Linked DNA regions of Mus musculus: region 1 is linked to region 2. Evidence: chromatin loops called from intact Hi-C (ENCODE). Cell type or tissue: left cerebral cortex. All regions are shown on one strand. Links, peaks and the distances in the headings refer to the core of each region. The heading gives the core; the rest is flanking DNA.

What was found. Peaks named below come from ENCODE experiments on the same cell type or tissue, not always from the same donor. Only the 100,000 strongest peaks of a DNase experiment are listed, where the experiment ranks them.
Region 1: a loop joins it to region 2, with 8 times the contacts of the local background. A loop is called at or near these places in 3 of 42 quality-filtered maps.

The regions. Positions count from the first base shown.
Region 1 is chr3:65,257,917-65,269,806 of GRCm38, forward strand. It overlaps Kcnab1 (potassium voltage-gated channel, shaker-related subfamily, beta member 1), which reads left to right. Exons shown (of 14, transcript NM_010597.5): 2 at 8,575-8,618. A330015K06Rik (RIKEN cDNA A330015K06 gene) reads right to left here. Exons shown (of 5, transcript NR_126080.1): 3 at 5,939-6,044. Among named protein-coding and RNA genes, the nearest start is that of Gm52605, 12 kb to the right of the region's middle. In left cerebral cortex, for the core only: no CTCF peak of the experiment used is centred there; DNase peaks (open chromatin) are centred at 2,795, 4,517, 4,938 and 5,443; H3K27ac peaks cover 2,028 bases.
Region 2 is chr3:65,108,798-65,120,687 of GRCm38, forward strand. Kcnab1 (potassium voltage-gated channel, shaker-related subfamily, beta member 1) reads left to right here and starts at 217. Exons shown (of 14, transcript NM_010597.5): 1 at 217-1,195. The coding sequence starts at 975. In left cerebral cortex, for the core only: no CTCF peak of the experiment used is centred there; DNase peaks (open chromatin) are centred at 1,898, 6,095, 6,550, 8,322 and 1 more place; H3K4me3 peaks cover 1,292 bases; H3K27ac peaks cover 203 bases.

The DNA.
Region 1 (11,890 bases), core at 1,319-9,318, 150 kb after region 2:
TGAAGTCTCCCACTATGTGTAGAGTTCTAGGTGTGTTTAAAGCTTTAGTAATATTTCTTTTACAAATGTGGGCACCCTTGTGTTTGCAATATAGATATTCAGATATGGGACATCATCTTGGTGGATTTTTTTCTTTTCATAAATATGAAGTTTCCTTCTCTGTCTCCTGACTAAGTTTGGTTGGAAATCTATTTTGGTAGATATTAGAATAGGTACATCAGCGTGCGTCTCTGATTCATTTGCTTGGGAAATCCTTATCTAACCCTTTACTCTGTCTTTTTATGTTGAAGTATATTTCTTGTATGCAGATTGATTCATTGTGCATTCATTCTGTTAGCTATGTCTTTTTATTGGAGAATTGATTCCATTGATATTGAGAGATATTCATGACCAATGGTTGTTCATTCCTGTCACATTGGTAGTGTTGGTGGTGTATGTGTGCACGCACTCATACTTCTGCTCTTCCCCTCTTTTGGTTTTGCTGGTGTGAGATTATTTCCTGTGGGTGCTGATAACCTCTTTGTATTGGAATTTTGCTTCTGGTACTTTCTATAGGACTGGATTTGTGGGTAGGTATTATTTAAATTTGACTTTGTCATGGGATATACTGTTTTCTCCATCTATGGTAGTTAAAATTTTGCTGCATATAGTAGTCTTGGCTGGTATCTATGGTCTCTTAGAGTTTATCAGACATCTGTCCAGGTCCTTCTTGCTTTTAGAATCTTTGTTATAGAGGCAGGTGTAATTCTAACAGGTCTGCCTTAGTGTGCTGCTTGGCTTTTTCCCCTTGCAACTTTGTTTGCAATCGTTCTTTGTTTTATATGTTCTATATGCTTAGTGTTTTGAGTATAATGTAGTAGGGAGACTTTTGTTTCTGGTCCAATCTACTTGGTATTCTGTAAGCTTCTTAGACTTTTATAGGCATCTCCTTACATTAGGTTTTCTTCTATTTTGTTGAAAATATTTTTCCCAGCCTTTGAGCTGGGAAATCTTATCCTTCTTCTATTCTTATTATTCTTAGGTTTGGTCTTTTTATCGTTTCCCAGATTTCCTGGATGTTTTGTGTCAGTAGATTTAAGAATTAACATTTTTTGACAGATACATCCATTTACCCTGTCATATCTCTACACCTGAGATTCTCTTTCATCTCTTGTATTCTGTTGGTGATTCTTGCATATGAGGTCCCTGTTCACTTACCTAGACCTTCCATATCCAGGGCTCCCTCAGTTTGTGTTTCCTTTCTTGCTTCTATTTCCGTTTTCAGGTCTTGAACAGTTTCATTCATTTCCTTTATCTATTTAGTTTTTGTTTTGATTTTTTATTTTGTTTTGGGTTTTGTTTGTTTCCTTTAAAGGATTTACTCAGTTTCTCTCATTATTTGTTTGTCTTTTCTCTAAGGGATTTTTTTTCACTTCCTCTTTAAGAAGAAGCTCTATCATCTTCATTAAAATTGGCTTTAAGGTCATTTTCATGCTTCGGTTGTGTTGGAATATTCAGGGGATGCTTTCGTAGGATAGCTGGGCTCTGGTGGTGCCATATTACCCTGGCTGTTGATTGTGCTCTTAAACTGGTATCTAGGCACCTGGGTTTAGGATGAGTATATGTATAGGAGCTGATTTCTGAGTTTGTTTTGTTGGGTAGGTATTTTGTTCCTTTGTTTCTGTTTCTTCTTTGGTCTTTCTGGTCTTTGTGTTCTGTATTCTGAGTGGCTGGCTTAACCTCTGGTCCAGCAGGAGTCTCCTTCATTGTTGGGGGCTTGACTTCTGGTACCTAGCATAGCCTTTGGCTCAGCAGTGGATATGTGTTCTTCTGACAGGAGTGTCCTGACCTTGAGCAGTAGGTATCTTCCCCTGTAGAAGTGCTGTGCTTGGTGGGGATGTCAGTGGCTTGGGTTCTGTGGGCTTTGAAGCAAGGGAGTGGGCAGGTTCAGAGGGCAGGCGTGGTTCTTTCCTGTTCTGGATGATGTGGTCTGCACCTAAGCAGCAGATATCTGCTTGAGGTAGGGGTGGGGGCATGGCAGTGGGGATGGGGGTGGTCAGGGGAAGGAGAGGGAGGAAGAGGTCTTTGGCCACCTAACTGAGGGAGTTGGAAGATTCTGAGGGCAGGTGGAGCGCTTCCCTGTTCTGACTCCTTTGGCTCTAAATTTAAATGTCACTTTCCTAAAACAGTTCTTCCTGACTGCCCCAACTGACCAGTCTTCTACCACTTATAGTCATTTGTTTGTTTGTGTTTGAGATTACATCATTTCTCACTTTCCTCTTTCCAACCCCCACCCCATTCTCTTTCAAATTCACAATCTCTATTTTCATTAACTGTTGTTACATTCATGTAACACACACTCACACACACACACACACACACACACACACACACACACACACAGCATCTTCAGTCTGTATGTTACTTGTATGTATGTTTTCCAGGCTGACCACTTGATATTGAATAACAATCAGTGTGTTCTTCCCGGGGGGGGGGGATTATTTCTCCCTCTCTCAGCACTTCCCAGTTGCATATAATTTTTGTGTAGGGTTTAGGCCTCAGAGGCTCTACCCCACAGTCTTATATTTAGACCACAATGCCTTTTTTAAATGTACTATTGTGATTGTTAAGAACTTTAGAAATATTTTACAGAGTTTAGGTGAAAACGAGTCATGAATCCAACAGTCCTCAAACCCTGAAGAGTTCAGAGAATTCTACGCTGCAATGTGGGCACACATCACTGAGAACGAAGATAATGTGTTCCAGGGACAATGTGTTGGCACACTGCTAACATCAAGACTGTCTGTTTTCTTTATCTAAGCACAGCCTAGCACTTTGGCAGTTTGTGATTGCCCATGACTCAGATATTTGTCACAAAACTATATTCTTAAGTTAGTTACTCTTTTTTGGATTTTTGAGACAGGGTTTCTTTGTGCAGCCTTGGCTATCCTAGCACTAGCTCTGTAGACCTTGAACTCACAAAGATCTCGCCTCTGCCTCTGCCTCTGCCTCTGCCTCTGCCTCTGCCTCTGCCTCTGCCTCTGCCTCTGCCTCTGCCTCTGCCTCTGCCTCTGCCTCTGCCTCTGCCTCTGCCTCTGCCTCTGCCTCTGCCTCTGCCTCTGCCTCTGCCTCTGCCTCTGCCTCTGCCTCTGCCTCTGCCTCTGCCTCTGCCTCTGCCTCTGCCTCCCCCAGCGCTAGGATTAAAGGTTTGTGCTACCACCACCTGGATTTAAGTTACTCTTTTAGTGAGTTTATATACAACTTAGCTGCAGGATCATTATGCAAGGGCTAAAATATGGAGACATCTTCAGGCCAAAGCTATTTTAGTATAACATAATCAAATTATCAATTCAATGTATTATGTCTCTCCCTTTAAGTACCATGGATCAGCAACTACATGCTACTTGGCTTCCCTTGAACATGGCTCAAGGTTAATACCAAGTGAAGGTTTCTCTTCCAATCTTGTCTTCTCAGAAGAAAGGATTTGCTCAAGATGGTTTAAGGGGAAGTTTATTTAACAAGGAAAAACAAGTAATCTGGAGAGAAATGGGATATGCTGTCCTGAAGGAGCCAGGAGCAATGCAGAGAGTTCTGTGTTGTGGATTTTTAAAGAGCCTTGTGAATGTTTCAAGAGGATGGCATAGTCATAGAGTAAAGTAGCCACTTTTCCCTTCTACCTTAGGGAGAACCTAATCTCCTCACTAGAGTATCACTTCCCATTATCTTCAAGAAAGAACCACAAAAGGACAGAAGGGTAAATAACATACCATGATGCAAATAGTATTCTAAAAAGTCAAGGCCATTTAAAATGTTATGCCCATGCTAATGGGTAATAATGAAGACATGCCCTGGAACCTTCGTTTCTGATAGGATGGAGAGGATCTGTTTACGGCTTCAGGAATATTTAACGACAAGGGTGCCTTCTAACTGTCAGGAGACACAGCTTTCAAGGTACAGCGACATTTTCCTTTACCTCAGATTCAGCTAAGCTCCATTCCTACCTGGTATTACATAAAATGTGGTACATCTTCTTATTCATTTTTATTTTTTAAGACAAGTTCTCACTCCATATACTTAGCTTGTTTGCACTCACGGAGACCCACCTGCCTCTGCTTCCTGGGTGCTGAGATTCATGACACAGGCCACCATACATCTATTTTAAACTTATTAATTATAGAAAAGTCTCCTTTCCTATACTCCTCTAGAATTTTTCAGAATAATACAGGTAAATGGATGAATTTTGTGCATCCCAAGAAAACAATCTAGCTGGAATTTAGAGCTGACAGTGACTTAATCTTTATAGAATCTGAAAAACAACCTCATTTACTTTGTTGCTACCTACAGATAACCATGAGCCACTGTCCTATGTTATTCATTACTTTCTGTCATTAGCATCCATGGCCAAATCCTTCCAGTGGCTTGTGGTTCCCCGAAGAGTTACCATTCACTCACAAAGTAATCTCCTATTCACTAGCTGTAGTCATATTCACAGTATAGAAATGTGCCATATGAGCCTCATTACCATCTGGCTTAACAAATGAATATAGTTTGGATTCTAGAGTTTGGGGGTTATTTTGGTTTTGTTTTGAGATTTTTGTTGGTTCGGGTTTTAGGGGGGATTTGTTCAGTTGGTTGGTTGTTTTGGTTTGTATGTTTATGTGTTTTAAGAAACTTAAATGTACCTCGTTAAAAGACAGACTGCTTAGCAATTTTCAGGTAAGACCTGGCACATTGTGTAGTGTGGTGGGGTCAGAAAGAGGGTGTGCTAGATATAGCAAATGATGTCATCATCGATGTAGTGTTCCAGCCACATGGAAACCAGGTCAGACCCAGCCTGCCTGTGTCCTCCACCTACACAGCAACTGGAGCCTCTTACATATGCTTTTGGTCCATTCCTGCTGTGACATCCTTTAAATTGGGAGATTTTTGTCAAGCGTAATATGCTTCTTTCTTGGTCAAATGCAAGATGCATATTTTAGCTAGCTACTCCTCTCTGCCTAGCAGTTTTAAACTGTGAACAATATCTAAGATATACTCATCCAGAAGCAGGCAATTTAAAACAACACGTTTGGACTGCTAATCTTCTGCTTTTAGCATCTTCCATGTGCAAAGGAACTGGGAGCAGAAGTGTGGCGTACAGCACTGAGATGATACTTCATTTCAGTTCACGGTATTCTATTATCACCTTCAGAGCAAAAGGCGCCTGGTGCCTCATAAAACAATGCTGGGCATTAACCACTGCGTGAGAATAGCCTGACTGGGTGTTCACTGAGTGGACAGCTCCCTCCCAGAAGAAAGCAGAAACCAAACTGCAGTTAGTTTTCCACAAGCTAGAGCCTTCCTCCAGATCACTTCGATGAAGCTTTAAGACTCAGGATTTCCAAAAATTTGACTGACAGATCTGCCCCATGCCCCATATTGATGTCATTTGTTTCTAATATTAGCAGCGGAGCATTCCGGGTTCACCTGGGAAAGAGGAGCTTTTATTTTTGAGTCGAACAAGAACAGATACTAAAAATGAACATGGTGAGACTTCCTTCTGGCGTATCTGACACAGATAAAATAGGGAAGCCTGTGCCGCAAGACTATTTTGGATCAAATGAGAAAGGGATTCAAGGTAGTTGGAAATCCAACGACCTTTCAGACACCCTCTGTCCCCTCGCCCAAGACTTCTGAGGAATTAAGAAATAAAATGAAACCTTATACATAATGTCACAAAAGATTATGATGTGCTTATGAAAATTCTCCCTAGGTGACAGAATGGATCCGGGTGATTTGTTACAGTTCAATGTGAGAAATGTACTTAGTTATATAATGATGTAGACATATGCATGAAGAATTAAATGGTATGTTCAAGGCTCATGGGCAACTCTCATACGGGCCAAGTATTTGAGCTTCTGTCAGCTAGGAGAGTTTAAATGGGTCCAAGTAGCTGGCCACTACCATTTTTCTGACTCACATCGATGGGAGGGGTCAGGAAGATGATGCTGGGCCACTTGGTATAACTGCTGTAGTGTTGAGATTCCATGCCCTGAATGAAAGGCAATTTCTTCCATCTTCTCCATCTGCAAAGTGAGAAGCATAGTCATGTATCAAGAGTGATTCATTTATGTGGTACACATCTTGAAAAGATGGAAGGGCAATAAGTTGAATAATTCAGAAACCTCTGAAATATAGAAAATGTCTTTCACTTTAAAATGACCATGTAAGTTTAGTAAGCATTCTCTATAGAAAAAATAAAACACTTGAAGAATGTAATAGAACTAAAGAGTTAAAAGAAACAAAAGCACTGAGGTTCTGGTAGGGCCAGCATTTGTCTGGAATTGAACTTTCCTTTCATTCCACATTTTTCTTTTTCTTTTTAATTTTTTATTAGGTATTTAGCTCATTTACATTTCCAATGCTATACCAAAAGTCCCCCATACCCACCCACCCAACCCTCCACATTTTTCTAAGACATTGATTTTCAGGACGGCTGCCCTCTCTATAAGTAGCAATGGTAAGTGAATAAGTGGCTATTCAGCACTTTGTTTGTGCTGACGATTCCCTCAGTGTAGTCTTCCATCCTTACTGATCATTCATCATCTCACGTCATAGGGAAAATAGGACATCTCTTGCTTAGAAAGCATCTAGTCACACCAACTTGTTGGGTTTTTTTTAATTGGGCAGGAACTCTGGTCTATACAGGCTTAGCCTTAAAGCTGCTTTGTTTTGCTTTGCATTGTTGGTTGTTGATGCTTTGTTCTGTACTATTACTCCTCCATATTATTCTCAATATCACTAAATGGTGTCAAAGTTCCACAGGAAGCCTTGTTTAGATCAGTTTTCTCAAGACAAGATCAGAATGCCCACCCCGTGTTCCCAAAAATTGTTGTGACAGGTCACACTCCACTGATCTGTGCTGGCATGTTAGGCTCTACCTCCTTCCTCCTTGGGAATCTGGGTTCTTTCAAAGTAGAGAGCTGTGCTTTGTTCCCCCTTTATGTCCCAAAGCTTGTCTGGAACATAGTGATCTCTCACTAGTTACTTATTCATCAGCGTTGGATGGCTTACCTGGGAGACTAAGGTATTCACTTACATTTTACTTGTTTTGTTTCACCTTGGATGGTGTGGTTTTTATTCTCCCTGTTAAACTATTTTTGCTCTAGATTCCCATCTTTGTAAAGAAGCAGACTTTCTGACTACAAAGAAAGATCTTACATTATACACCTGATGATTTCTGAAAACTCAAAAGAACAACATCTTAGGATAATTTTTTCCTGAAAGATGCCCAATTACTTTTTTTCCTATCTAGTAGTTCAAAACATGTTTCAAGTATATTTGTCTGCAAGTTGCTTTCCAGTTGCAACTATCTAGTTAATGTGGGAAGACTCAGCACCATATCTGTTAGAGGTCAGGAGGTAGGACTCACCAAACTCCCTGTATTGGCTTTCCATAAAACACTATCATAGTTACTCAGATTCCATCCACATAGCAATGATACTAAATGAATGCCACAGATACCAACATCCCTACTCACTAATGAATAAATCAAACCCCAGACAGCGTCTTCCTAAGGTCACTCTAAGGTTTCACTAAGGAGACAGTGAGTCTTTCAGTTCCACATTATGATAAGTACTTGACTAGCTATAAAGTTACATGTGTCACTTAGGTGACATTTTATAGACAAAAAAGAAGAAGAAGAAAAAAGTCACAGTGCAAAAGTAAAAGTCCTGATTATGAACTCTAGAGAAACCAAAGCAGACACAGTGAGGAGAGCAAACTGGTAAAGCAGTCAGTGTGTCACTCTAGCAAAAGTGGGGAGGGGAGTGTACAGCACGTGGCCAGAATAGGAGATAATTCCCACCCCCATGATACCGTTGCCCACTGAGAACTCTGTGTCTTCTCTGAGAAGCATTAGTGAGAGGACAGAAATGGGTTGATTCTGGATTTCCAGCCAGACTGTAGGTAAATGAATGAGCTCCTGGTTCCAACACTACACAAAATATAAACCTACGTACATTTTACTTGATGAACTTTGAGCGATGAAAGCAGAAAAAAAATAGAGAGGAAGAAAATAAGACTCTTTCTCTAAAGGGTTATCTGAGCTTCCTGCGATAATTTTATGCAACCAGGTATAAAAGTGTGTTATAGTAGACACAGTTTTGTGTGTGTTCTTCATATGGAAGTAATATTCTATTTTAGAAGTCGGTCAATAAGTCAACATTTATGAAGTGCTTACTCTGTGTCATGTCTGTGATGAATGATTGACAGTTGGCTAGTGAAAAGGGTAAATTCTGTTGCTGTGGAAAAAACTCACATTCTAAAAGAAAAGAGCATGACAGTAAATGTAGAATCAAATTGATAAAGACAATTTAAAATTGAAAAGCTTCATTTTGTGGGGTATGTTTTGTTCCTAGGCTAAGCCTGAGATTTTGAGTTTCTCAATTTCAAAGTGAAATAGCAATGAAAAACAGAATAGTGGTGAAAGAAATTCCAAAGGCACTGGTGGGCATTCCCCTGCCTCAGCTCTTGTCAAGAAAGGTAGCGTTCAGGGTTGTGTGCTGCTTCACATGCACAAATGGTGATAATATATTGCTTTCTTTTTTGTTCTAGGAATCTTGGGAAATCAGGACTCAGAGTTTCATGCTTGGGTCTTGGTAAGTACTCAGGGTGTTATGGGGACAGTGAGGGGGAAGGCATGAGACTGAGGAGATACCAGAAAGTGGTGTGATGTACGTCAGGGCCCTGTCTCAGGAGGACATGGTCCAGCTTTGCCCCCATTTTCCCCCTGAGGAAGGCTTTCCTTGTCCAGCATGCTCATCAACCTGTCTAGGCCCAAGGATTCATCATATTCATGGGATCTTCTACCTCAAGTGGGAAGCCATCTTAGAGTACAAGGACCATGTACCTCTCCTACTTATTTGGTGTGCAAGATATAAATATACACTTATATGCTCGCCTCACCTTGCCTTTGGTTTACCTGAAATTTGTCTATCCTAATTTTCCCTTTGACTAATTTCTTCACTTATTTTCTGATATTGCTATTATTTTATTTGCTTTTTTAAAACCTGCTTCAAATTCTTGATAGCAGACTGAAATAATGCACACACAAAATGTTTTCAATGGAAGGAATCATACTTTGGGAGATGATCCTCTAGACATTTCTCTGAGGCATTATGTTGATTATGCTAGTTGATATGGGAAGACTCATCTTAATTGTGGATGCAACTATTCCATGGCAGCAGGATCTGGAATGAACAAATGGAGATTGGGAATGCTTTGGGGGATGGAGATGTTTATTCCCTGTCATGGTATGGTACTGTGACACAGCCTGTCACACTGTGACTGAAGTCAGGAAGAGGAGAGAGATGTAACGCTCATGTTACCAGAGATGCCCATTCAGACCCAGTGAATGGCCAGTTAAAAGTATCCCAGCAGGCTGAGACTATATCCAAGGGTTCAGGGACCTAGGTGTGGTCCCAAGTATCCAGAACACTGTTTTTTAAGGGCAGAGACCACCTCATCAGCTGTGGGGGAGAGGAGAAGAGGGGAGACTTCACACAGTAAGCAGTTTGAACAGAAGTTAAGATAATCAGCTACTCAGCTGGAGGGGATTTCCACACAAGCAGGCAGCTAAGATCAACCATGAGCTGGAGGAGGATCCAAACAAGCAGCTTTAACAAAAGCTAAGATAAGTCAGCTAGAACATCCTGACGTTTGGCTCCTAGGATAGAGTTGGGTAATTTTCCATGGGATTCTCCACCAAGGAGATCAGATTCTAGTTTAACCTGAAACGGCCTCAGCAAAAAAAAAATACAAATGGAGGAACCTCTGCACCACCCTCATTGTTGTCTCATCCCCCTTCCCCCATCCCTAGCCCTGTCCCCCCCTCCCTGTCTCCTACCCCCATGACTCCCCCTATCACTCACCCCACCCCCAGACTCCCTCCCACCAGGGCTCAGTTCAGTCTCCTCTCTTCACACACATTCAGGGTGGGTGTTCGCTTCTCAATTAAACCTCTCTAGAAATGTTATCGCAAACACACCAGATGGTGCCTCACGTGACTCTCAATCTAGTCAAGTTGACATTGAAGGCTGTCAATCTGACACCCCCAAACATCAATTTTACCTATACCTTCCACCCTCCTCCTGAATGTCTACTCCTCCGAGGCCATTCCACATTGCAAAGTGAGTTGAGCTGCAAGACTCCCCTGATCTTAACAATTCCACCATTGTTCAAAAGTTCAAAGTCCCTGGTAAGATTCAAGGTAGTCATGTAACTGTGATCCCTCATAAGAAAAAGAAAGAAAAAAAGAAAGTTAATACTTCTAATATACCTTAGCACGGAATAAAGATTTTGTTCTAGAAGAGAGAGATGGTGTCAGAGCAAGGAAAAGGTGGGCCAAAGCGAGACTAAAAGTCACCATGGAAAACATTAAATCCTGCATCTCCATAGTGAAAGTCTCAGATGTAAGTTCAAGAGGGACATTGAGATGGGTTGTTAGGAGCAAGGAGTTTTCAGCGTTATTAATGCCTGGACAAGCAGGTGGACAGCAGCCCATGGTTGGGTCTCTGAGGAGGCTGAGGTGCCAAAACCAGAGACAAGCGGCATAGCAGGAATGAGCATCTCTGTCTATAGCTCACTGAGGAAAGGAGTGATTCCCAGCAGGAACCAGGCTATCTGATTCCCAGGCAAGAGGCATGAAAGCTGGCAGAGAGCAGGATGTGTGCCCACTAATGCCCCCTTTACATGAACTCGTTTCCCCCCATGAGAAATCCTGACATCTAGAGGTGTTAACTAGAGATGCACAGACTCAACAGAATTCCTGCCAGACAGAGGAAGGGCTGCTTCTGCTACTGTAGTCTGTGAAGTCTGGTCTGGACCCAGAGGGTCTGCGGCATGGAATCTCGCACATGCGAATGCGTAGCTGGCACCTGGAATGGATGATGGAATCATCTGGACCTCAGTGGCCTTGGGCAGCCCTGCCATTCTAGTGCTGCCACCTGTAGCACATGAGTGGCATCTCACGCACCAGCCTGAAGCCTTTCTCAGCAAATGCCCCCTGTCCTGGTTCCACCAACATCCCAGGTTCTAACTTTGAAACTTTTATTCGGAAGCCTCCAAGGTTCTCCTGGGAGGGAATCTTCGCCTGCTACGTGATGCTTGATCTCTGAGCCTGCTACGTGATGCTTGATCTAAGAGGCTTTCTGGAAGTCTGTTGCAGGCCCCCATGATCCTATCTCCTATATTGCATGTCTGCAAAATCCAGCAGCATCTAGAAGGTGCTGCCAAGTTCTGTGCTGGTTAGAGATGCAGTCTTACCCTTGTCTAACACGGCCAATAGCCACTGGGTGTCATAGTAGCTGCACCAGGAAAAACACTTTCCTAGGGAGTTAGTGGTTTAGGGGAGTAAATCCCTTCAGTAGAGCTCTCATCTCAGGCTCTCTCTTTTCAAACCAATTTGTCTTTTCCTGTGATGGAACCTTCACAGGATACTCTGAGTTCTAGTCCTGGGGAAGAGCTCAAGGTTTGTTAATAGTGCTGATCTCTGGAGCCATTATCGTGGCCTGCTTTCCCTGCCCTTGCCTGTGACTTTAGATTCATTCACATTCATTTCCTTGCTAAACTGCACATTTTTCACGTTTTTTTCTGTTCTCTGTCACTGTAGATATGACTAAAAATACTGAGTAATAACCTTGTTACAGCCTAGATGTAATGATGTCATGAAATTTCCCCCACCAGTTTAGTCCATAATTTTCATTTTCTTTTCCTTTTCCTTTTCCTTCTCCTTCTCCTTCTCCTTCTCCTTCTCCTTCTCCTTCTCCTTCTCCTTCTCCTTCTCCTTCTCCTTCTCCTTTTCCTTTTCTCAAAACATGGAACAACTACATAGTTCTGGCTGTCCTAGAACTCACTATATAGACCAGGCAGG
Region 2 (11,890 bases), core at 1,868-9,867:
GACAAGGCTAATATCTGAATTCCAAGCTGTGTTCCAGCAAGTCAGAAGAGCATTCACGTGTTAATCAGTAGTGTGCTGTTCTCAGAGCACCCCACTCAGCCTCCCCAACTCAGCCTTTTCAACTCCTGCGCTGCAGCAAAATTTGGTGGCATCTAGGCAGAGCCCCCTGATGGAACAGCCCTCCCAGTCCTGTTCCAGTAAGGAGTGGTCACAGTGATCTTTCCTTCCCACTGCACACAAAGGCAAGGCGCTCCTTAAAGGGACCTCCCAGCTCTTCTATGCAGTCGCTAACCAAGTAAGTGCTGGCTCAGGAGACCCAGCTTTTGCCCGAGGATGAGTGGGGAGGGGTCTTGAGAAGCCTCCACCTCCGCATTCTCCTAAGCACAGGAGCGAGGTAGTTGGCAGGCATAGTGGATGGAGACCACGGGTCCGCGGGGTCCTGCTTGCTGTGAGCTGCTTCTTGGGATGCTCCTCTCCAGTTGAGCCTCCTGCCTGTGATCCAGAGGGTGCTAGCAGCGCATCTTGCGGTATGCCTGCGTTGCTTTGAGCCAGCGCCCAGAAACCAGCCCTCTGCATTCAGGCACCTCGGACTGGCTCCAGGCAGGGCTGTGTGCAGTCACCATGAATGCTCAGCTCTAGGCTTCTGCACCAGCCTCCTGACCACATGGATCTGGCTGTTTAATCAGCCGAGATCACAGCCTGGGAAGATTGGAGAGGCTGATTCGCGCTCCAGCTGCCGAGGCAACTTCCAGCTTGGCTGTTTACTTCTTTGGGTCCCGGGGACTCTGTCCTGCCCCTCAGCCTCTTCTGCCACTGTGTGGGTCCTGAAGTCAGCTGCTGGGACTCCTCTGAAGGCATCCAGGAAGGGGGGCAAGAGGGGTTAAAAGACAGCCGAAATCCCCCCAACTGCTCACCCTCTGCCGACCGCCTGTGTTGTGGGGTTCTGAGAGGACCTTGCTCTGTCCTGGGAAGCAATGCAAGTCTCCATAGCCTGCACAGAGCACAATTTGAAGAGTCGAAATGGTGAGGACCGACTTCTGAGCAAGCAGAGCTCCAACGCCCCCAATGTGGTGAACGCAGCCCGGGCCAAATTCCGCACTGTCGCTATCATCGCTCGCAGCCTGGGGACCTTCACCCCTCAGCATCACATTTCTCTCAAAGAGTCCACCGCAAAGCAGACTGGCATGAAATATAGGTATGGTGAGGTCCCTCTGCCCGGGGTTTCTGTGTTCTTTGACGGTTCAGCCAGGCAGTTGTTCCTGTTTGAAAGTGACTTAACTCAGCGCTTGTTTGCTTAATTTAGAATTCTCAGGTGTTTGCTTTGAAATTAGCCTTTTGTGGGGGGAGAGCTGAAAAGGGCCAAGCTGCTGTGCATGCACAAGTGCGATCTTTAAGATGTGGCCCATTTTTTTATATTCTAAGTGTTACGAACACCTTAGGACCATAATGAGTTCCAGAGAGCGGAGAAAACACACCTAAGAGCTAGGAACTCTTTTCTACTAGGACAGTTTGTCAAGAGCAGAAGTGTTTGTCCTGCTTGATGCACAGGCTGTCGATTCTACGCTTATGCTTTTCAGAATAGTTTCCCATCCCACGCTGCACTCTTCCCTTTGAGAGACCGAGGGAACATGTTAAGCCCAGCTCTTATTAAGGAAGGTTTGTGGTAGCAAGAAACACCTACAACGGTGTTAGAGACTGAACACTGCTGTACTGAAATCTAAATTACTGCCTGAAGTGAATGAAGTGCGACTGTTGTTAAATACAGGGGACCAGCTTTTCAGTGCCGGTGAATGTCTGTGTCCCTGTCTCCTGTATCACAACTGAATTGGTTGTTTTCGTAGATAGAAATCTTCCTGTAGTAAAAACAGTTCTCCGTTCCATAATGCGATCCCTGCCACTTCATTATGTTTGCTTTGCATCAGCACTCTGGCCATGGGCTCCGTAGCCCCGCTGTAGTTCCTCTGCACTTCTCAGTATTTAGGGACCCAAAGAAGAGCAGCAGCTGACACATCCTCCGAGGTCTTCGGCTCTTCTCATTTGCAGGTGTAACTGGTCATTGTTTTCCTTTTTTCTCTCCCTCGTTTGCTAGAGACCAGATTTTAGGATAAGATGGATGAACTCCGGACAATTAAAATACTGTACGTTTAAGATTGTGCTGTCTGTATGAAGTAAGCCGTTAAACTTCTCTAGAGAAGTTGGCCTTGATGAAAGTTTATCTGCAGATTTAAGGGAAGCCTCCCACTGCAACAGCAAGTCTTCTTGTCCTTCTGATGTTTTCAAGCCACTGAGAAAGAAAACCTGTCAACAGACTGGGAAGCCAGCCAGAGCAGTAGCTCTGGGCCACAACTGCAGGGTGAGGGCAAGCCACCAAATGAACCCCCTGACTGTGGTCCATTCCCTCCAAGTGTCAGCATTGTGAGCCCTCTTCTTTCCTTTGCTTTTCTGATGGACAGACGGCCCCATCCAATGACTTCTCCAAATGAGACCTCGGTCTCTAGTTCTCTGGCAGTTTCTGTGTAGCTGCTGTGGCACAGATGTAGCCTTAGTCCTGTGCATGGTAGGTGCTGCTGGGCCAATAGCTAAGCTGCTGGGGGAGATAAGCTGTTGCCTCCTGGACAGAGTCCAAGAGCAAGACACATCAGGGTGAGGTGGCTCCAATGGGGGCCTGCAGAGTTTGAGAGAACAATAAACAGTTTTCCCCTAAGGCAGAAGTTTAAAAGTCACACCCCTCCTGTCTGTGGTCACACCTTCATAGTTGTCTTGCAGGGGATTGTCATGGAACAGTTTGGTCTTACTGGGCTATTGCAGTCAGGGGCTCTCTGTTAAGGTTTCCTATCAACACAGTTGAACTTGGATTGGACTGTAACTGTCGAATTCCCCAGAAGGTCGGTGTGGGAACCACTCATTTGGATGTCTCTCCTCCCTTGCAGCTAAGCACAGCTCTTCACTAACAATCATCTGGGTTCTTCAGCACTCTTGAGTTTGTGGTAACCAAACATAATGGTTCTTTTCCACTCCTCTTCTCATTCAGAGCCACTCCATCGAGGACAGGTGCTTTATGTATGTGTGAATCCAGCTCCCAGCTTTTAAATTCTACTGAGACTGAGAGACATATAAGACATGTGAGAAAGTGCCATCTGCATGCCAGGCTTTCTTAGGTGATAGAGGAGTGGGACAATTACTGTGTGCTTGCCCAAAATAGTGGGAATATTTTTGTTGCCTGAGTTATGTTTTTGTTACATTGTTTCATCTAGAATATAACATGAGTGCACTGAGTGATTGTTAAGAATAAATAGTAAGTGATTTTGTGCAATAAGGAATGTGATTGGCTTGTCTACAGAATCTGGGGAGAGACTGGTGGAATGAGCAAGAACAGTAAATTACTGGTGACTTATGATTATAATGCTCATATTCTTGAAGACAGTTTCCACATTGGAGCTTTTAGTAATAGTCACAAAATCCTGAGGGGAATTGGAGGTCGGGAGATCCAGGAATCTTGTTCATCTATTCCTTCAGAATCTGAAGTGTCTGCTAAACAAAAAGTTGTCATAGGAATTTTGTGGGTTGAAACAGTATTCATTCAGTCAGTAATAATGTATCGCCCACCTTCTCTATACACCAGAACTCTATACACCAGTCCTCAAATGCAGAAGCCACCAAGGCTTAGGAAATAGCTTCAAGTTGGAAAAAGGTACCATAATTAGCAAGTAGATATTGGAATTTTCTGTTGTGACACACTCTTGTAGGCCTATGCACTAAGGGGATACTCCTATTTGAGGCAACCAAATGTGCCTTTGTCTATATGGAGTGATTATCCCGGCCCGAGGGATTCAGTCATTCGTGGGTGTGAGGGGGACCGCAAACCTGGAAGGAAATGAGAGGAAGGGAAGGAGAGGCAGGAGACCAAGAAGGGCACCTATCAAGGTCTCGTTTATTAGGCTGAGGTGCCTTGATTTTAAAGCATACATCTCAGGGAATAGGGAGGGGGTCGAAGGGGAATTTTACAAAGAACAAAGAAGTGGGCATCTGCTGACATGGGGGCCGAAGTCAGGCGCTAGGCAGCGGGCACTCTGCATCTTATCTCTGGAATATAGATCCTCCTTGACAGCCTTGGGTGTCAGGCTGGGCTCAGGCGTAACTCATGTCCTTGGATGGCATGGGAGTTCAGGAAGAGATAGGGAAGAGGGGACTGTAATTCAGCTTTTACAACCTCAGGTGCCAGGAAGGGAATAGGGAGGAGGGAGTGATAGCCAGCTCCTAGCACGAGGCCATTTGGCCTGTCAGGGAGATTGTGAAGGGCTCGCTTTCTCATGGGATGGCCTCTGACAAGTGATTTCTTCTTGGCCATGTAACTACCCAGATCTCCTACTCACTGTGCAGAGCCACCCACTCAGGTTCAGCCTTGCTATAAGGGACCAGTGCTCCCTGACAGTTGAGGACCTGCTTATAACCTTGAGAAATAAAGGAACTTCTTTCTGCTTCTATAGTGACTGTGACATTTAAGTCTCAAGTCTTAAGGGTAAGAATACCAACCATAGGTCAAGAGCTCATAAAACTAGGAGCTGAGAAACAATATATTTATACAATCTTCTAAATTTTGCAAATGTAACTATAGTCACACCATGACTAGGTACAGATCTTCTATCAAATTGGCTAGTGTTTTCAAGGCTTTTGTGGAAAAAGAAACCTACAAGAACATGCTACAAATGTTACTGCTAGCGGAGTAGCAAGACTTCATTACATTTACTCTGGAGCTATCTATATCTAAGACAGTTCTGTGCTTTGGTAATGCAGGGCAGTTAGTTGATTTTAGCTTTTCCTATGGTTTAGGTGTGTGTTCACCACTGCATGATAGCTTGGTGGAAACTCTGCAAGCACATGTGATAAATCTCCAAGTGGCAGATGCATAGGGACCTTCAACCCACACAGAGCTACTCAGAGGTTAAGCCAGGTTTCCTCACTGACTGCTTTTTCTGTTTGTTGGTGAGTTGTTCTGTTTTAAGAAAACTTTGTAGAATGTTACAGCTGCTAATGCTTGACATGGTTTGGAGCTTCTCCTATTATATAACAACATATTTGTATTTATCAAACCCATCTTCCTGTTCTGAAATTATTGCTTTAGTTCTATAATAATTTAAATATTGATAGACTCAATTTAATCAAGAAATGTTGAACCATAACAATATGACCTCCCACTGTATTGTTACATAAACCTGATTTTCAGTTAGAGTATATGAAGCTGAAAATAGGCTTTGCAGTATTTTAAAGTTTTCTTTGCAAAAGCAATATTTCACACCTGAAAAATAATCTTTAAATTCCATTAAGAACTTCAAATTTTTCTGTTTTAGCTAGCTGCATTTTACCATTAAACTTTTAAAAAATAATTATAGACACTCGGGATTTTTTTTAAGTGTACAATTTCCATGGCCCATTAAATTTCCAGTGGTCGCATAATGATACGATGGCTTCAAAACTTGAAAATTGATTGGTAAAACTGAATTGTTTCCAGTTTCACCAGCCATGCATATGTTTGTTTGGATGTGTCTATGTGGCTTCACCACTGTGTGGAGTCAGTGTTTGCACAGTTACAAGGCCTCTTCCTGCTGTTGCCTCAAACCCATCACTTCCTCTCTGGTTACTAGTGCTTGGAAGTCACCAATCTAAAATCCATCTCTGAATTTCATTCTTTTAAGATTATTATATTATTGGAAATGGAAAGAATGTTGTCTTTTAGAAATGGCCTTTTCTCTCCTTGGAGGACTTTTTCAGAGAAGTAGAGAGAGAGAATCTTGTAGCCACAAAGGGGGTTATATTATTGTATCAATGGGGAGTGAGAGTAAGACATCAAGACAAAGAGTGACCATCAGCAATGAAGGACCAACCAAGGAATTTGAACAGTGTCTGCGCACAGTTCAATTAGGCAACAATTACGCTGGCAGTTCTCCCAAGATCTAGGAGTTTAGATCTGAAATAAAAAGAATGTGCATTGAATTTCATAGCACTCTTGCTCTTAGCAAAAATCAAAGCTGCACAGACCCTATCCCAGATGCTGCTTCTGTGCCACTCCTCATAGCCGCATCTCTCAAGCACATGTTGCATTCATCGCCTGGTACCTCCCACAAATAGTGGGTGGATTTTAAATCAAAGAAATTGGGAGCAAAGATCAATCTTATCAACTGATTGCATAAAAAGCACTGTGTGTGTGTGTGTGTGTGTGTGCGTGTGTGTGTGTGTGTGTGTGTGTGTGTGTGTGTGGTGTATTCATGTGGGGAAAGTGGGAGAAAATGGTGAACTGAAAAAGATGCAGAAGAGCCAGATCTGTAGTTGTGCTTCAGATGAAAATAGCTGAGCTTAGTCCAGAGAAGGGAGTAGCCTGGTTACTTAAAATGCCAAACTTTTAATTAGAGAAAATTTGGTGAATGCCATTTTGAGGCAGAGGTGTGGGCTTTCCTCTCTGCCTCAAAGCCAATATGGTGAGAATGGGGAGGTGGTGGAACCTTCCTAAAAAGTAGTGGCTGAGTCAATCTCACAGAGTTTATTCCACCTCTGCAAGGCAGCAGCCAGAAGTCTGGCATCCATGGGATGGTGAGAAAAATGGTGGGAGGGAAGGGGGCCCCGGATATTGTCAGGCAAACGTTGTCCGAGTTCCATGGCTCCGTAAGTATAGGGTAGGTGTGTGCGGCTATGTATATATGTGCTGTTGCCCAGGCCTGAGCACTTGTGTATGTGCAGGAACTGATCCAAGGAGTCTGCAGAACCATCTCGTTCTCTTAGTTGCGCCTCATGAAGCCATTAATCTCCAGCTCACTCAGTGACTCTCCTTGGAAATGTTGTCGTGTTAGAGAAGTTCTTCTGTTTTTCATTTCTGCAAACTTTTCAACTTAGGGGAATTGAGTAAGTGCTCTGAGAGGAGAAAGGGATCCTATCAAATTTGAAAGAGAAATCAAATTCCCAAGATTCACTTTGAGTTTTGCAAACTCCCTTAATCAAACTAACACTCTTTCTTTGGTAGATTCAGAAGTGGGTAGTATGAGATTTGAGGCAAAGAAATTTGATCAAAGTAGGGGAATCTTCGTTTCTTTGAGTGTGTCTCAAAACTTCTGTTAAGCAAGAAAAATACCTTTATGAGAATAATAGAATTCATAAGCATTAGTTTACAAGTATCCATTAAGAATTTCAAAGCTGGATAGTATTTGAAATGTAAATAAAGAAAATATCTAATAAAAAAGAACTACAGGCACATTATTAGAATTGTTATAACAAACTGATTGTTAATTAGTCAGTCAGTTGTAACTAAGTTGTAAATAATTATTACAACTAATAAATGAATAGATATAACAACAAAAGTTTATGGATGGAAATCCACAATGTCCATAGATAATCAATTAAATTAGTGAAGAGACGAATATCTATTTGTGTAATCAAAAAAAAAACTGCAGTATTTTACACATGTCCTAAATAAATAAACATATATCCTTAATCACAAAAATAATAACAATAATAATAATAATTTCAAAACTGAGCCAGCAAGATGTAGTGCAGGTCTAACAACTGGCTTCACCCAGAACCCACAGTAGAGGAAGAGAATTGATTCTTGGAAATACGTTCTCTCACCTCCTCACATTTATAAATAAATACTTTAAAGACTGTCAAAGCCATTGAGACAAATACTAATTAGACATGATAAAAATGATTTCATATCAGAGGCTAATTATATTTCATGCTTAAGAAATAGTTCTGTCAGCAGTTGAGAATTAGAAATCCTAATTAGAATTAGAAAATAGAGTATTGAGGACAATTTACGATGAACCTGAATGTACTGCAGATATTTTCAATATTGATGGCTATTCATATTGATCATCTGATCACTCTAACTAAATGGTTTGTCAAGTCTTTGATGGACCTTTAGCTTTTAGTTTTCAACTTCTGGGTCTTGGCCCATTTTTTAACATTGTGAAGAAGCAAAGTATCCCAAAGTGCCACCACGTCAAATCTATAAGGTTGTATATCCTAAACTGAGACGTGAGTTAACATCCAGATGATGGCGTGGATACCATCACAGCATCTAAAAGTACTAATGCCTCAGAAAGAGACTCACTAACCAGTCAGGTAAACAGACAGGGCCACATGTCAGTGCTAGACAGAAATACTCACATGGCACTGGAGACTGACACCTTCCATGTTACTAGAGACAGTTCCACAAAACTTGCCCCTGAAAGGAGATTTGAAATATATTTAAACATCATCACAGGCTGGTTTTCTGTTCCCCAGATTAGAAACCAAACCAGAAGCCCAGCAGTGATTTTTATTTGTTGGAACTGACAGGGAGGACTCTGAGAGCACGTGCATGGGCCATCTGGTCCAGCCCCTGTGAGAAATCTGCCCTGCTTTTCCAATTTGCTCCATGCAGCAACTACTTATAAAGGCCTCTGAAGAAATATTGTGTAATCTCCTTTTACGGCAGCTAGGAAGAGTTGGGCTTGTCTTTCTCAGAATCAGATCATCCATTCATCTCTTAGGTCCTCAGCGTAAAGGAAAGGGTGAACATTTTTAGACCTCTTGTCTTTTGTCTGGACCCCCACAGTCTGGTCGGGGAGAGAAATGAAGACAGAAGGCTAAGGGTAAGAAAGCAAGGGAGACACAGGGTGGTTCACAGAGAACCAACCTCCTGTAGACACCGGGGAGAGGGACTTTTCCATTTGGCCCTTGCTCCTCTTTAGGTGGCCTGTCTGTTTTACTGCTGCGCCGTCCAAGAATCAGTACACTTCTCGGTTATACAACAGCCCTTCTGGTACGTTCCCTCTTTAAAAGCTACATTGGAATCTTCTGTGCCTGTTCTCCATTGAAAGGAAAATGAGCTAGCTGTAATTTCCTGCCTCCTGAGGGTTCCGGCACTTGAAAACCATTACCACAACTCAGCTTACTAATTTCCGGAATGGTTCTAGCCCTCTCCATTCCTCCTAGATCTCATTTTATAATTCCCAACTGTGCTAATGTCATTTAAACCCGTCCCAGGATGACCACCTCCTCTTTAAGCCATCCAATGTTGGTTGCATCTGGACAGCAGATAACAAGATTACTCCAACCAGAAACTTCTCTGGACCTTTGCTTTCATTTCTTGATCAGGTTTATTAATTAAAAGAGAAGAAACCTGTATTTTAGCTAATATTTGAAAATGTGGTATGAAAGATTCAAAAGCATGCTAACTTTTTAGAGTAGAGGGGTCGAATTACGCTATGAAAAACTGAACACTTTATAAGACCATCATCACCTCTAAAGGTTATTATGCTGCCAATTAAAGAAATAGAGAAATAGAAAAATGTTTAATACAAAAAATGTCAATAACAGCTAAGTATTTAGATAGGAAAACTAATGGTTTGTAGTATTTTTTATTTTATTTTCTCAGGTACTCTATTTTAATTTTTATTTATTTTATATTTTATGTGCATTGATGTTTTGCCTGCATGTATATCTGCATGAGGGTGTCAGATCCCCTGGAACTGGAGCTACAAACAGTTGTGAGCTGCCATGTGGGTGCTAGGAATTGAACCCAGGTCCTCTGGAAAAACAGGCAGAGCTCTTAACCACTGAGAAGTCTCTGTAGGATACTGCAGCATATTTTAGGCATGTAGACATAAAGGCAACCACATATGAATGCTATTAATCAGGAAGAAAAATTTTCTGTATTTGTCATTAACATCTCTCAGGACTGCTGTATACCACAAGTGACTCAGCCCTGTGTGGTGCCCTAGCGTCTACAGGCAGGCCCACGTCGTTCCTCGGGGCTCTGTTATAATGAAAGCTCCCAAGAAGCACATTATAAAAAGTACCCAGCTATCACTTCTTTTGAAGGTAGTTTCCACTTTAATCTAGGTTTTCATGTTACTGCATTTTATTTTTATTTAATATCTGTGGGTTAAGTCCACAACAAGCTCATTATAAAAATCAACTGCAGAAGTAGCATGGCTTTAATGAACGCTGCTTTTCCGTCAGCTCAAGACCCAGCACAGTGTTCCTCTAGGGCATTGAATGCAACCAGAACTTCTGACTTGCTAAGATAGTGATTCCTACCCCTGTTTGCACACACATTTCTGCATTCTAGTGTCTGTACTTACTTACAAAATGGGAAGTGCTAGGAGAAATATTAGTAATCTTATTCCAGAGGGCTTTCTTTGTGATGCAAAATATATTTGTTACATTTTAAAGAAGAAAAGGTAAATGACTATTATCATGAAACCAAACACATCGAGGGAGTTGGGATATGTACAGTAAAACCCAACTACTCACTCAAAAATCACATGGAACATTGCATTGTGCTTTTACTCAAATACAATTTTTTCTGGAGGTAGTCCTCTGAAAATCGGGAGGCCCAGCTTCACACAAACTCTCAGGGTAACTCCCAAGTCAAAGGAGGGTTGTTTAAGAGTTTGATTTTTGTGCCAGATATTTTTTAAAAGGGTCAGTGGAAACTTCTCTGGTAGTCCTTTAGAACAAGAGGTGAATTAAAGAGAGATACAGGGCTACTAAGCAAAGCTCGGGCCACTGAAGTGGCACAGAGGGGAAATATACATGCCATCATGCCTGGTGACCTGGGTCTGATCCCCACAACCCACGTGGTGACAGGAAAGATTCAAGACATTCTCTAACCTCCTCAAGCCCCCCTCCACTCCCCCACCAAAATAAACTAATGTTTAAAAAAGCAAATTGAGAAATGTTATGCATATAATTTTTCTAGTGTAATAAAATCACCACAGATCTAGTGCCTTAAAGCCCTGTGTATTTTTCCTTTCACATAGAAGTGAGAAATCCAAAGACAGAAGTCAGCAGGAAATGTTCCTTGGCAAGCTTCAGGGTAGAAAGGACCCCTTTCACTTCTTGGTCTGTGAATCCTTCCTCCACCTTCAAGCAAAGCATCCCAAGTTCTGCTTCTGTCTTTACATCTTTTCCTAACTTTGACCCTTTTCTTCACTCTTTCAAGATTTTATCTGGTAATAAAATGCACACGCATGTGTCTGTATTTACTTACAAAATAGGAAATGCTAGGAGAAATATTAGTAGTCTTACTCCAGAAGGCTTTCATTGTGATGCAAAATATATTTGTTACATTTTAAAGAAGAAAAGATAAACGACTGTTATCATGAAACCAAGCACATCGAGGGAGTTGGGATGTGTACAGTAAAACCCAGGCTAGTCTTGGCAATCCAGGATAATCTTACCATCTCATTATACCTATAAAGTTTCTTTATTAGAGAAGAAAATAGATTCAGAGGTTCAGTGACTAGGGCAGAGATGTTCTTCACAGCTGATCATCCAACATCCTGCCTCAGATCATGTGAACATGTCTGTAAGAAAGCAGAGCTAAAGGGACCCTGTGGGAGTAAGCACTCCTTCTCAATCATGTTCGCTAGAGCATAAGACTTGTTGAGGTGAAGCAAGACGTCAAAGGAGCAATGGGATCATTGGAATTCCAGAGTGAAGAGGGTTTACAGCTTTATCTCTGCATCAGAAATGAAAGTCCCCACCGTACTGTGTAAACCTGGAGCGATAATGTTTCAACAGTTTGGGCTTTGATAATTACTATTCTGGTATCTGCTGCTGGAATTTGGCGTGTTTCTTTTATTCTCTCCCTAAAATCTAGGCAATATTAATAGAAAAATAACATGGTAGCCATAAAGATCAAGCTGAATCAAACCATCATTAAAATGTTGTGGGTCTCCTGACTGTAACCAATGATGTATGGTATTCTAACCCCTTTCCAGCACCAGGGATCTTGGGCATGTGTAACAGCAGTGACTCTTTCTCCTGCTGCAGTGTATCTGTGGAGCCCCGTGCACCTCACATAACACAACTACCTCACCTTTCCATGGTGCCCTTGCTGTCTCTGCCTCAT